Linked DNA regions of Homo sapiens: region 1 is linked to region 2. A link is a contact called in ENCODE Hi-C or POLR2A ChIA-PET data. All regions are on one chromosome and are shown on one strand. The core of a region is the stretch at or near the end of the contact, and the rest is flanking DNA. Distances in the headings are between cores, read along the strand shown.

The links. A loop is a pair of places that touch in the nucleus more often than their neighbours do. ChIA-PET counts read pairs that join two places held with the same protein, here RNA polymerase II (POLR2A). Pooled maps may share reads with other maps.
Region 1: a loop to region 2 is called in a map of gastrocnemius medialis, with 5 times the contacts of the local background. The contact joins two enhancer-like sites. A Hi-C loop is called at or near these places in 4 of 168 maps with a recorded cell type or tissue (PC-3, PC-9, gastrocnemius medialis and 1 more) and 3 of 50 pooled maps. POLR2A ChIA-PET finds 5 or more read pairs at or near these places in 5 of 52 experiments (AG04449, AG04450, HCT116 and 2 more).

Annotation. Positions count from the first base shown.
Region 1 is chr10:77,546,920-77,550,515 of GRCh38, reverse strand. All of the region lies in intron 1 of KCNMA1 (potassium calcium-activated channel subfamily M alpha 1), which reads left to right. Among named protein-coding and RNA genes, the nearest start is that of KCNMA1, 89 kb to the left of the region's middle. Within about 2 kb of position 2,200, at least 2 of the 41 ENCODE cell types and tissues checked have a DNase peak (open chromatin) inside an H3K27ac peak, as active enhancers do; they include gastrocnemius medialis, where a contact is called at or near this core.
Region 2 is chr10:77,496,266-77,499,850 of GRCh38, reverse strand. The region is part of intron 1 of KCNMA1 (potassium calcium-activated channel subfamily M alpha 1); the gene reads left to right. Among named protein-coding and RNA genes, the nearest start is that of KCNMA1, 140 kb to the left of the region's middle. Within about 2 kb of position 1,535, at least 7 of the 41 ENCODE cell types and tissues checked have a DNase peak (open chromatin) inside an H3K27ac peak, as active enhancers do; they include gastrocnemius medialis, where a contact is called at or near this core.

The sequences.
Region 1 (3,596 bases), core at 951-3,450, 50 kb before region 2:
GACAACTGGGTAGATGGCACAACAGTAAGTTAATCCAGGAGATAAAAGAGAAAGCGAGACAGGAAAGAATAGGGTGAAATCCCAGAGGGAGCGCCAGGGCCCCTGGGACTTCCAGTTGCTTCCAGCGGCAGAAAGAGGACAGCTCCAGCTGCTACAGCACCTCCCAGGACCAAACATGGGGAAGTCTACCCAGCAGGTGCTGGGAGAGAGGCAGCCCCAACCAGAGCCAATATCAGATGGGAGTTCCTAGGGGAAGATGATCCCACTGGGCTTGGGAGTAGGCTGGGATCCCTCTCTTCTCCAACCCTTCACTCTCCCATCCAGTGCGCTCCTGTCTCTTCCTTCTCTTCTTTTCTCCTTTGCTCTGACTTGGTCCTGGTGGTGAAGGACCAGATGTGAGCATCACTGCCTGGCTTGGGAGAATCTCTTGGGTGGCTGGGCTGGGGGTGCGTGCACAATGCTGAATCTTACTCCATTTGTTTTCAACTTATTCTTGCTCCCTTCTTAGCATCCTGCTCTTCTAAAAAGGAAACTGTGATTTCCCTGAATAAACTAGTGCTTTCATTGTCCAGCATTGGCAAGGAGGAAAATGCTCTGAGAGGGCAAAAAGTAGTTGGATGACCCTGACTCTCTCCAGCTTCACCTTCCTTTGGGAGAATTTCTCACGTATTTAGTACGAACACCTACATACTAGTTTTAAGGTGGTGCCATTTTCCTCTAACTGTGGTGGGCCAAGCTTGGGTGCATGACTTTCTAACCTTTCGCTAATTGTCTATGTTGCGTTGAGAGTCTGGTGGGATGTTTAGACAGGACGTTACTGAAAATGTGGAGACAGAAAAAAGGAAATGAATGGAGGCTGACAGAGCTAGATAACTGCCCTGTAGGGCATAGCTCATCTTAGCTCACAGACCCTGCCAGAGTCCTCATTTTTTTGGCCTTCTTCATGGGCTGGGTTCGCTCTTCTCACTGCAGCCCACAACTGGTTATCCACCCTTCTAAAAATCCCCTGCTAGGAGAGTTCAGCCCAAAGAGGCAGATAGGAGGATCACCTCTTCCAAGGAGTTTAAGGCCTCTCTTCTGGGTGCTACTTTCCTGTTAGATGCTTTCCTTTTCTGTGATGATTGAACTAGGGAAGGAGAACTTCCCTTCCCCATCTAGGGAGAGAGACTTCCTCTCCATCTGAAGGGTCCTGGCCTTACTCCTCAAGATAATGGAGAAGAATTTAATATAGTAAATTCAACATCTCCAGCCAGTATGGGAGATATCATAAGGGACAGGACACATATTTCCTTTTTAGCTCCAGTGCTCCAGGCCTCAGCTTCCTTGTTTGTGGAGTATGCATATTTAGAGTTCCTACTTCAGTGTTGAGGACTCTCTGTGATGGTGAGGTTAATACATACAAGGCATTTAGAATAGTTCCCAATGAATGACTTTTATCAGTGATGTGTTCCCAGCAGGTCTGCTCAGTGTGTGAGTCTAGTCCATGAATGGCCCAGAGTGGGAAGATAGCATCACCATCCACGACTCAAGTGAAGCACATCATGATTTTTCAAAGTATTCATCTATGCATCCCTTATTAGTTTCCATACCAACCCCAGAGTGTAAGCTCCACAAGGCAGGGAATTTGTCCATCTTGATTGCCACTATATCCCAAGTGCTTAGCATAATGTCTGACTCATAGTAGATGCCCAATAATTACTTGTTGCATGACTGAGCTCTGTGAGTTAGATGGAGTGGGTAGTATTAATCCATTTGACAGAAGAAGAAAGTGAGTCCCAGAGACATGATATGACTCTTCTAAGGTTGCATCAGGAGTTAGCCACAGAGCTGGGGCAAGACCCTGAGTCTCCTCAGTCCTGATGCAGTGCTCCATCCCCAGTGTGCTGTTAGATCTATCAAGAGTTGTGCCTGCTGGTAGGTTGGAAGCAGGGAATAAACCCTGAGCTGCCACCAGGTCAGCTTCATGGATTCCATTGACCCTGCTTCTCTGGGCCTCTGTGCACACCTACATGTGTACATGCTGGGAGTCAGAGGCTGTAGAGACTGTAGACTAGTGGCATCTGCTACATGAAATCCTGCCAAGGGACAGCTTTGGAGAAGCCTTCTGTCTGCCCCTGAGCTAAGTGGGGGTGGAACATCTGACCACATGCCCTCTTGCACCAGGCGTTGTCCACGTTAGGCTTCCAAGTGTTGGGCGTGGTTGCAGGGTAAGGCTGCATGATTGCACCAGGCATGTTGGTTTGGCCTCCCTGAGGTGGTGCACAGATTGCCTTTCTGTAAATAGGATGTCTGTCACCTGAGGCATTTGTACCAGGCACCTCATTCCTTTTTTGGCTTCCTGTGGATTTGGAAGGAAACTCAGGGGCCATTTTTTTTCATCCTTTTCCCTCCATATAAGACTATACCAAATATATTCCAGAGATATTATTTGCTCTTAAAAAGGCTCAAGAAATAGGCCTAACTACATCTGAAAGTTTTTCTAAATCAAGGGTTGGCAATTTTTTTTTTTTAATTTGTAAAAGGCCAGATAATAGAGATTTTAGGCTTTTCTGGGCCATGCTGTTGCAGCCACTCAACTATGCCTTTGTAGCATGAAATCAGCCACAGACACCCCAGAACAGATGAGCATGGCTGTGTGCCAATAAAACTTTATTTATAAAAATAGGCATCGGGCTGGATTGGGCCCTTAGGCTGTTGGTTTGCTGACTCCTGTTGTAAATGGTTATCTTTGGGTCAGCCCATCTTTGGTCTTGCTAGTCTTGGGTGCTGCTTGAGTCAGATAATCCAAGAGAAATAAAATTCCATGTTGACTCCTCTCCTTAGCCTCTGCTTCAAAACCTTTTTAAGAGAATATTTACTCAAGAAAGAGCTTGGAAGGTCCTGGAAACATGTGCCTTTCATGCAGATGCCTTACTGCATGGAGAAAAGCAGGCTTTCACCCCAAATTTCTGTTGATCTGGAGAAGCCACACAGAGGTGGGCCCGGTTGGGCAGCCTGTCTTGGGTGAGTTTGGGTTACTGTAAAAGCTCAGACACTTGGGTTCTTGGCTCTGTATGCCCTCCCTCCCTGTCTTCCTAAAGCCAAGAAAAATGAAAGGCGAGGGCTGTCTGAACTAGGGTGTGATATTTAAGTCTTAGTGGGTAGGTTGAAATATAACGGAGCCGTTCTGTTCATTGAGCCAAGCCTGTGGACTCCTTAATAATCCATGGTCGGGATTGCAGCCCTGTGGGGAGGCAGTGGGAGCCTTCAGCAGCTTGAAAGTAGATGTCTGGATTCCAGGAGGTACAAGCTTCCAAGAAGGAAATTTTCGTAGCTCATCTTTGCACAGGAAGGTTTTAATGGAAATTTGAACACTCCTAGTAAACACCCTTGCTATTAGCATCTTTCATTTTGACAGAGGAGTTTTCTTCCTCTGTTCTGATGGGTTATCCAGGCTGGGCTGGGTTCCTGTGTGGAGTTATGGGCTCTCTTTAGGGAAACATTTGGTGTGGTAGAAAGATCTTGGTTTCTGGAATGAGATTTGTGTCTTGACCATGTGCCATTAATTGTAGGTAAGATCCTCAGGCAAAGTCTTTGACTTCTCTGAGCTTTGGGTC
Region 2 (3,585 bases), core at 286-2,785:
ATTTTAGTTTTCATTTTCATTTTGATTTGTAATCACAGTTGTAACAATTATTTAAACCTAATAGATCTTAGGGTTCATTGCCAGATCTTTATTACCATGGACATCTCCTGTTGTTGAATTCCTTGTTTTGATTAATGTCTTAATTACAAATATGAAAAATTTAACACCTGTTTAATCTTCTTGAACAACGTATTCTGCTTTATCGCACTTTGCACTTTGTTTCTTTTAATATGAATGACAACTTGGCCCTGCTGTTGGGTTTTGCAGAGGAGACATCAGATATCAGCTTGATTTTTCTCTTTTTTTTTCATAGATAATCTGATATCTTCTGTTTGGATGCTGATAATTCTTCACCATGAAATTAAAATATATGTATGTATGTGTATATATATATGTGTGTGTGTGTGTGTGTGTATGTGTGTGTGTGTATATATATATATATATATACATGCCTACTGAGCATTTTGACTTTCAGACTTGGGTCTGTCTTCTGTGTTAAGAAACTTTTTTTTGTTTTCGTCTTTTCAGTTAGGTTTATTCTGAATTGGCTGCCTGTCCTCTATATCTGTCATCTTTTTGTATAATCTGTCTTAGACCTCACAGTATTTCTGCTTCTGTATTTTTTTCCTCTTCATTTTGAGAGTGCTTTCTAAATGTGCCCTTCATAACACATCTTGTTTCAGAAATAAGTTCTCTTGACTTTTACTGCAGACATAGAATAGATGGTTTCTCCAAGTTCAATTATCACAATATCACACGAGTTGTTTACTGAGCACAGACTGTCCTCTGTGCACTGTGCTAAGCACTTTGTGTGCATTACCTCAGAACAACTCCAAGGGGCATGTGCTTTGTTTGTCCTCATTATATAGATTGGGGAAACGCATGTCCAGAGGGTTGAGCCCTACTCAGCCTCATCTGGGTACTGACTGGGGGCCAGGACTCAGGTCCAGCCAGTTTCACAGCAGAGCCTGTGCTCTTGGCCATGATGATAATGGCACTTTCCCACCCAGTCCTTTTTTTTTTCAAATTTATTTATTTTGAGTGCTGCATTCTCTACCTTTTATAGTTAAGAATGTTTTCAAGGTCTGGTGGGAGGTTTTCGTGTTTTGCATCCATGAATGCAGTCAGTGTTTGCCTGTAAATAGGGAGGGTCAATTCTCTTGGGCTCCTCTGCTGTGCACCTCATTGCCCATAGAATGCTACTCTCGGATCTTGCACTAGAGCACTGGATGATGAAGTGAAGCCTTGCAGAGACCTGTGAGTCTGGGTGAGTGAGCTGGAACCATGAATAGTTCCAGAAGGGGAACTTAATCCTGTGATATTTCTTCTCTGTGTTTGGTAAAGCCACTGCACCTTGTGCCAACTGTTTGCATCTGGCTTGCTGTTTAACCTGGCCAACATGCCAGGTACAAACTGTGCTTGGACTTGTCCTCCTTCCTGGAGCTGCCACCTGCTGTGTCAGGGACAAGCCCCTGCCCTGGCCAGTTTTCTTCTGGATGTATCTGCCATGTGATTCCCAGGGCTTCTCAGAGCTGCTGCTGCTGCTGAACACTGCTGTGATCCATAGTGACCAGGGAGTCCCGGTGCCTGATACTTGGCTCACCTCCCTGTTCAGCCCTACTGATGTAGGCAGCTCTGATGTGAGGTTCTTCAAGGGCCTCACTCCTTGTTTCACAACCATCCTGCCGCTTCTCAGGGAGCAAAGCTGCCCAAGGGGCCTCCCTGCCTTCTCTTTTTCTGCATAACTGATTTTTTTTTTTCAGATTCCTTTAGGTTTTTGGCACATTGATGGCACCTGTTCCTAGTTTGCTGAGCTGTGGCAGGTTTTCCAGGCATACTGGATTTGTTTTGATTTTGAAGCAGGAATCTGGGCAGGAGGGCATTGCATGCCTGAGCTCTTGTTGCCATGGTATTTGTAAATGGACAAATGTAAATGAAGCCAGTGGCAGCATCCTTCTCCCTCCACTGCCCATGCTCCTGAGTGTGGGAATTGGGGGACAAGTCACTACTTCTTCCTGACTTCTCCTTTACTCACCTGCAAGTTAGCCACATCTTCCACTTTCTCCCTTATTCCCCACCTCAAATACAAAGTCCTAGGAGAAGAGGACTGGGAGCACTGGATTTGATATTGAATTGGAGAAGACCATTACAACCTCAGATTCTAAGATTCTGTGATAGCATCTGTCCTGGTGATCTAAGTCGGGTTAAACTCAGCTCTCTTTTAGGAGATCAAGAGGTTTTATAATATAGGTTGGGTCCCCTGCCAGTTCTTCTTACATATCACACAGTCTTAGTTTGGGGACACAGTTTTTGGAAGCCTGTCTGCGGGGGTTCTGGAACTCAGGGGTGGATGCAAGAAAGCAGCATTGGTTCTTTGTCACGAGGTGAGAGCAACAGTGTCAGGAATAGACTCTGTGAGCTCACCCACCCTCAAGGGGCATCGACTTCCAGTGCATCACTTTCAAGTTCATCTGTGTCTGGCCATAGGCTTGGTCACATGCTGAGGTTTAGTGCATGAACCATCATGTCTACTGAGGTACCTGACACTCCAGAGGCATTCAATATGTTATGCAAATGGCCTTCATGCCCAGGCTAATTAGGGAGTCCCCATTGGACTTTGATTATTCATAAAAGACAGTTGATAATAAAGCCCTGGCTGCTTTTGAAAATTCATCAAGTAAGAATGCAGGGTTTTTCCAGTGGGAGCTCAGACAAAAAGCCAGTGGAAGGACACAATAGGATCAGTGCTGAACTCCCATGGTTAGTTCGCTCTCTGAGATGCATGCACAGACCTCTGCAGAGGCCTTGGGCAACACTGGTCCTTTTGTTCGCCTGGGTCCTTTTGTTTGCCTGGTCAGCAGAGTAGAGGGTGGTGTCCTAGTGAGGACAAAGGATTCAGGAAGAGCAAGGTAGTGTGGGTAGGGGCTGGTAAGGATGGCGAGTGGGAAGACAATGAGCAGAGCTTTGGAGAGCAGAGTTTGAAGTACTTGTGGGACACCAGGTGAAGACAGCCAGGTGACAGCAGGAGCCAGGTGTCCTCAGGCTCTTGCTAGTGCTGTGTCCTGGTCAACACACTTAATCTAGCTGAACTTCAGTTACCTTACCTGTATGTAAAATGAGGATGTTCATAGCTCCCTCACAGTGATGTTGAGAAATCAAGTAGGTAAACAAACATGGTATATAGCTTTGGGGGCCCACTGGTCTGACAGGGCGCTCAACCTGTCCTCTTTTTTTTTTTTTTTTTTTTTTTTTTTGAGACAGTGTCTCGCTCTGTCACCCAGGCTGCAGTGCAGTGGCGCAATCTTGGCTCACTGCAAGCTTTGCCTCCCGGGTTCACGCCATTCTCCTGCCTCAGTCTCCCAAGTAGATGGGACTACAGGCGCCCGCCACCACACCTGGCTAATTTTTTTGTATTTTTAGTAGAGACGGGGTTTCACCATGTTAGCCAGTATGGTCTCGATCTCCTGACCTTGTGATATGCCCATCTCGGCCTCCCAAAGTGCTGGGATTACAGGCGTGAGCCACCGTGCCCGGCCCTGTCCTCTCTTTCTTGAATGGTGCTCCTTCTAGAGCATTCCTTGTAAC